Regions from separate parts of the Mus musculus genome. Here region 2 is linked to region 1. A link is a loop called in an ENCODE intact Hi-C map of the cell type or tissue named here. Cell type or tissue: gastrocnemius. All regions are shown on one strand. Links, peaks and the distances in the headings refer to the core of each region. The heading gives the core; the rest is flanking DNA.

Evidence for each region. Hi-C counts contacts between places; a loop is a spot of excess contacts. Peaks named below come from ENCODE experiments on the same cell type or tissue, not always from the same donor. Only the 100,000 strongest peaks of a DNase experiment are listed, where the experiment ranks them.
Region 2: it touches region 1 in a loop (5-fold over the local background); 6 of 42 quality-filtered maps call a loop at or near these places.

What each region holds. Positions count from the first base shown.
Region 1 is chr5:21,054,994-21,057,794 of GRCm38, forward strand. Ptpn12 (protein tyrosine phosphatase, non-receptor type 12) reads right to left here and starts at 918. Exons shown (of 18, transcript NM_011203.3): 1 at 656-918. The coding sequence starts at 754. Gm42221 (a long non-coding RNA gene) reads left to right here and starts at 1,074. Exons shown (of 4, transcript XR_880864.3): 1 at 1,074-1,478. In gastrocnemius, for the core only: a CTCF peak has its summit at 1,431; DNase peaks (open chromatin) are centred at 350 and 1,203; H3K4me3 peaks cover 2,147 bases; H3K27ac peaks cover 2,392 bases.
Region 2 is chr5:20,880,248-20,883,048 of GRCm38, forward strand. It overlaps Phtf2 (putative homeodomain transcription factor 2), which reads right to left and starts at 1,877. Exons shown (of 18, transcript NM_172992.3): 1 at 1,709-1,877. It overlaps Tmem60 (transmembrane protein 60), which reads left to right and starts at 2,206. Exons shown (of 2, transcript NM_177601.3): 1 at 2,206-2,408. In gastrocnemius, for the core only: a CTCF peak has its summit at 1,796; DNase peaks (open chromatin) are centred at 1,380 and 2,000; H3K4me3 peaks cover 2,500 bases; H3K27ac peaks cover 2,500 bases.

The DNA of each region.
Region 1 (2,801 bases), core at 277-2,776:
TAACCCCCATCCACACTGATATCCCCCTCCCTTTTCGATCTAAAGTCACACTGGCCTCACAGCCACCTCAAACCTGGGTCTCAGGACGAAAAGAAACCTGACCAGATAAATGGAGATCAGGTAAACCATGAGATTCCTTATGGTCAAGCCTCTGGCAAGCGCTGAGCTAATAACTGTGAACCCAGACACGGAGTCGTCCTGCCGTCCACTCGGACCAAGGCCGGCATCCGTACAGGGACCCAGCGAGTTAATGCTCTACACCCTCGCTCTCCGGCAGCCTCGAGCCGCTCCGCTGGCCGCAGCCAGACAGCTCGCCTCGACCCTCCCCGGAGGGGCAGGCGGGGAAGGCAGGCGTGGGAAGGCGAGCCCGCACTCCAGCCGCCGCCGCCCGGCCGGGGAGACAATAGGTAGTCGCGGGCGGCGGGGCCGGAGCGGGCTGGGCCGGGGAGCGCAGGTAGCGGCCGCGGAAAAGAGAGGCTGAGGGGCGGGGGTGACCTCGCCTCCCGCAAGCTCGCCGACGGCGCTCGCGGCTGGGCGCGCGCCCCGCGCCTGTCCTCGCACCGCACACAAAGCGCTGGCAGCCCCGACCGACCGGGAGAGGCGAGGGGAGCTCGGCGGCTGGCGACACGAGGCGCCGGCGAGAACGGACACTCACCATGAAGTCCCGGGCGAAGTTGTCCTCCCCATTGTGATCCGGACTCTTCATGGCCTGGACCCTCTGGATGAACCTCCTCAGGATCTCCACTTGCTCCATCCTCCCGCGTCCCCCCCGCCGCCCGCCCGCGCGCCGCAGCGCCCGCTCCGTCTTCCCCAGCTCGCTCCGGCCCGCCCTCCCTCCCCGCCGCGCCAGGCGGCTGCGGCTGCGGCGGCACCGGCCGGGCTCCCCGCGCAACTTAAAGAGCAGCGTCGCTTTCCCCTACTACGAGGCGAGCCGCGGGCTAGCGCCGGCCCCAACCCCCAGCCTGCCCCATCCTCCTTCCCCGCCCTCCTCAGTCCGAGACGCCGCCGCCTCAGGAACACGGCTCTCAGTTCGCCCTGCCCCCTTCCCGGTTCTGCCTCCCCCCCCACCCCCCACCAGCAGCCGCAGCCGCCTCTCCCCACGGGCGCGCCCCCGCCGCCACCCAGACGCGCGGGCTCGTACGGCGGCCCCGCCCCAGAGCGAAGACCCAGCCGCCCCCGCACGCCCGCCCGGGCCCGCCCCCGCCCGCTCTGAGTGGCTGGAAGCCGCTTCCGGGGCGTGGCCCTCTCCTAGGGCGCTCGCCGCTCGCTGCGGTGAGGCTGGCTTCTGGTGGACGTCCTACGTCTGGAAGCCCGGCCAAGCCCAGTGGGTCAGACAGTAAACTTCAGATGGGGCTTGCGGCCTCCGGGTTTGGCGGGGAGGGAAAGCTGATTCCAAAAGTGCTTCAGCGCTACTGCCGGCCGCGGGCTGGGACTACAAGACCCGCCTGCAGGAGTGCCCGGAGCAGGGTGGGACAGAGGTATGCTGGGAACTGTAGTAGAGCCTTCACCTTCGCTTTACGAATGCCTTGGTGAGGGTCTCCCAAGGCTTTGGCACTTTGGCTAGGAGAAGCCAATAGTTTCCAGAGTGAAAGGGTTTACTCTTCGCAATCTTTCTAATCCCAGTGAGGGAAAGCTCTTAATTCGTAATGCATCTTTCTCATTGCACCTTTTTTTGCCAAGAGGAAGACAATATTGCTTCCTATCTTTAAATTCTCACGGTTTCAGAGTTGAATGGGTGACATTCTTTCGTAGAATAGAATTTGTGACTCTTAGCAGACAGAGAGCGTGCTGATGCAATCTGTCCTTTCATAAATAGAAATGATTTGTCCAAAGTTCACCCCCCCAACATGTTCATGTGGAGTCAGAACTAAAACGCAGGTTCTTTTACTTTGACTCTAACTTTTACTTTTTCTCGAAAGGACGAGAGTTTGTAGTAGTACACAGTTGCACAACTGAGGGATTTGATCCATGGACTGACTTTGGTCACCTACACCCACAAACAAAAAACATGTTTTCACAGAACAGGCTGCCAGGAAATATGCTTAAGATAGGAAATATCAATGCAGGAAACATTTCCTAAACCGATATTTGGCCGCACTGTGAAATTTAATTAAAAAGAAAATCGAAGACAACACATGTGAGTAGCAATATACAGTTACACTTTAAAATAAAATACAGGAAATAATGCATCTGATATGTACCAACTCACTTCTCTCAAAGCATTTCAAGAGATGCTTTCCATACTAAAATAAACTTTTGAAAGGAGTGTCTGTAGTAATTTAACCCACTACACAGGCTAAATTTCACTGAATGTAAGCAAAAGATTCAGGCTCGATGGGGACAAATAGGTAAATGGCAGAAATGCTTTAACTTTTATTTATGTCTCTATATTTTGGGTTCTCTCAGCCAGGGTCTCACTCAGTAACCCAGGCTGGCATGGCTGTCTTCCTGCCTCAGCCTCACAAGTGCTGGGAGCATAGACATGGGCCACAGTGATCACCTACACTTTTGATATAGCCAAGAATGTAAAAACCAGTTAGTGATTAGCAAACAGTATACGTGTGTGCTTTATACCAACTATTGGCAGTCTCATGGGTAACAGGCTGGGTCTCATTTGCCCTAGTGTTTTGTAGGGCATATTTTTTCCATATGATCTATTTTATGTATATGAGTACATAAAATAAATATTTTAAAAAAGATTTATGTATATGAGTACATAAAATAAATACATATATTTAAAAAAAAGATTTTATATATATATGAGTACACTGTCTCTGTCTTCAGACACACCAGAAGATGGC
Region 2 (2,801 bases), core at 272-2,771, 170 kb before region 1:
CATACTTGAAATGTAGTCCTTGTAATTAAATTGGTTACAAGTGAATCTATCAACTTATTACCATTAAAATCTCGAACCATTAGTTAACTAAATCTTAGTTGTAATAATAGAGAATAGTAATTACTCATTGGATTATGTGACATAATATAATATATAAATAATCCAACTAATTTATGATCTTCATTTTTTTCAACATACTAACATAAATTCTCTTAGTGACGATATATGCATTACATATTCCCTACAATTATACATAAACTGAACAAGCCAAAAAGGTTTCCACTTAAAAACTGTTCAGGTCATCTTTATTTTTAGCATCAACTCTCCAGTGCCAATTTGACCTTTAAAATATTTAACTCTTGCAAGCTTGGCTATGCAAGACTGCCCACACAGTTAGATGCACTTGAAATAAATACATTTTTATGATCTACTACAATATACTAAAACTCAGAATCCTCGCCACCCAACATTAGATAGTTCTGATACTATCTAATGCATTCAACTGCTTCCCTGTGCAGGAGGCAGACTACTTCCAAAGAGGGAAAAACTTAAGAAATTTCCTGGAACCACCTTGTTTTCTGGTTCCAGACATGGCTCAGTCTACCCGGACCTCCTGATTTCTTTCCTCTGGGGTCTAGAGTCTGAATCATAAAACTCACAGAAACACCCGTTTCTTTCCCTTTTAATCTATAGCCTGTACACCAAACCTAAGTTAGGACTTGAGCTAAAGTGCACGTGGAAGTCCAGTGTTAGGAAAAACGATTTACAAAAGTACCTAGCAAATTCATAATCACTTAAAATCAAAGACTCGGAAAAAGAAAAAAGGCAAGAAACGCTTAAAAATGTTTGATGAAAGCAATAAAAAATTACTAAAGTATTACACGTAAAGTAACATCAAAGTAAGCAACGTCTACCACTGACAAAACAATTGTAAATTGCATACCTAATTTACATACACCCAAGTATGTAAAACCCACAAGGAAGATTAATTGCTCCACATTGTACTTTCCCAGTAGCACATGTTAATACAGTCCCCAGGTGTTCTCCGGACAAAAATAAAATGGTTAACAAAATGATTCCTGAAGTTTAACAAGGCAGTGATGAGTTAGAAAGCACAATACCAGAACAATACTAGAACGCTGGCTGTCAACACGAGGCGGAAACAAGGTGAAGCATGCCTATGGACCACTGCATTGTTTGCAGACCTGAAATGCCCTGCCAAGGCCCACGCGCGAGACTCGGGTAGCCGCCCCTCCGCGGTCGCTGTAGGAGCCGCAACTCCCGTGCGCCGGAGCTGCGGGAGCAGCAGCTGCCCTTCCGCGCGGGCAGTGCCTGCACGCAGGGCGACCGCTCCGCGAGCCCGCGCGCGCCTCGGGCCGCTAGAGGACCTCGCGTGGGCCCCGGCCCGGCCACCCGCCGCCCCCACACGCCCTCTGGGGACCGCGCGACCCCAAGCCAGAGGAGCGCAGGGGCGCGCGCGCCCACACCGCGCCGAGCTCCGGCCCGCAGCCGCCGCGCCCCGGCGAAGGGAGGGGGCCGCGGCCGAGCGGGGCCCGCAGGTGCCCGTGGCAGGGGGCGCCACGGCGACCACGAAGCCCGCGCCCCCATCCCGCCCGCCGCTCCGCCGCCCGGTCCGCACAGCCCTGGGATCCTGTCAGAGTGCGGCGACCTCCACATGGCCCGCCGAGCATGGAGCTGTGGCGCCTACCGTAGCCGCCGGCGCCGCGCCGCTGGGAAGCGGCTAGGAGACGCGCAGAGTCGCGAAGGCTAGTGCCGCCGCTGGAGCCCAAAGAGCTACAGCCCCGCCGCCGGCGGCGCGCTGCCTCCACCCTCGCGCCGCTCGCGCCGCCCGCACCGCGCTCCGCCTCCCGGGACGCCCCGCCTCCTCCGCGGCTCCTCGCATGACCACGGAGTCTGCGCCGCAGCCCGCAGGTTACGGGACCGGGCGAGAGGGGTGGGAGGGTCCCGGCGAGCGAGGGCGGGCCCGACGGCGGGCGTGATCGGAAAACTGACTTTTCTACCAACCTATAGGACTAAGGGGCGGGCCCAGGGGGCGCGGTCATTGCCTCCCTTTTTTATCGCTCTAAAACGGAGGGCAGTCAGTTACTGGCGGCCAAATGAACCAATAAACAAGAAAAACGGGCCCGTGAGCGCCGAACGCCGTTCGCTCTGCTCTCCGGGATAGGCCAAGGGCGGCGGGAACAGCCCCGGATGTGGGCGGAACCTTGAGGTGCGGAGGGCCTCAGCTGCGGCTGTTTGGAGAGGCGGAACTATGTCTTCTCCTTAATTATCATGTGAGGGCCTAAGAATTTAATGGGGGGAAAAGTGTGGAAGAGGATTAGGATCCAAACTGGCGGATTTCCCGACCTTCGCTGCCCTCTCGGCTCTCCGGCCAGCCGCTCTACCAGGTGAGTCGGGAGCTCGGCCCTTGTCCTGTCCGTGCTGCCTCCGGGTGACCTCACCCCTTCATGCTGCGTGCGGGCGCGTTTGCACGACGGCTATGGGATGCGTCTTGCAAAAAACGCATTAAATTCCAGCATGAGTTTGGGAGAGTCCAGATATTCCCGCGAAACCACCATGGGCATTTCCAAACCAAAGACCAGGATAGTTTAGCAGGATCCTCACGTTCCAGGGCAGATGAGCCCTAAAGTCAACCAAGTTGTAAGCAGCGAGGCCACTTATTTTGAGAAGGAAATTGTGAGCTGGTTAAACAGAGCTGTCTTCGGGTAAGGAGAGTTCATTTATAAGTATTAAGAGTAGCGGGAGAAGGGAAATGGAATGGTATGGGAAGGACCTTGGAT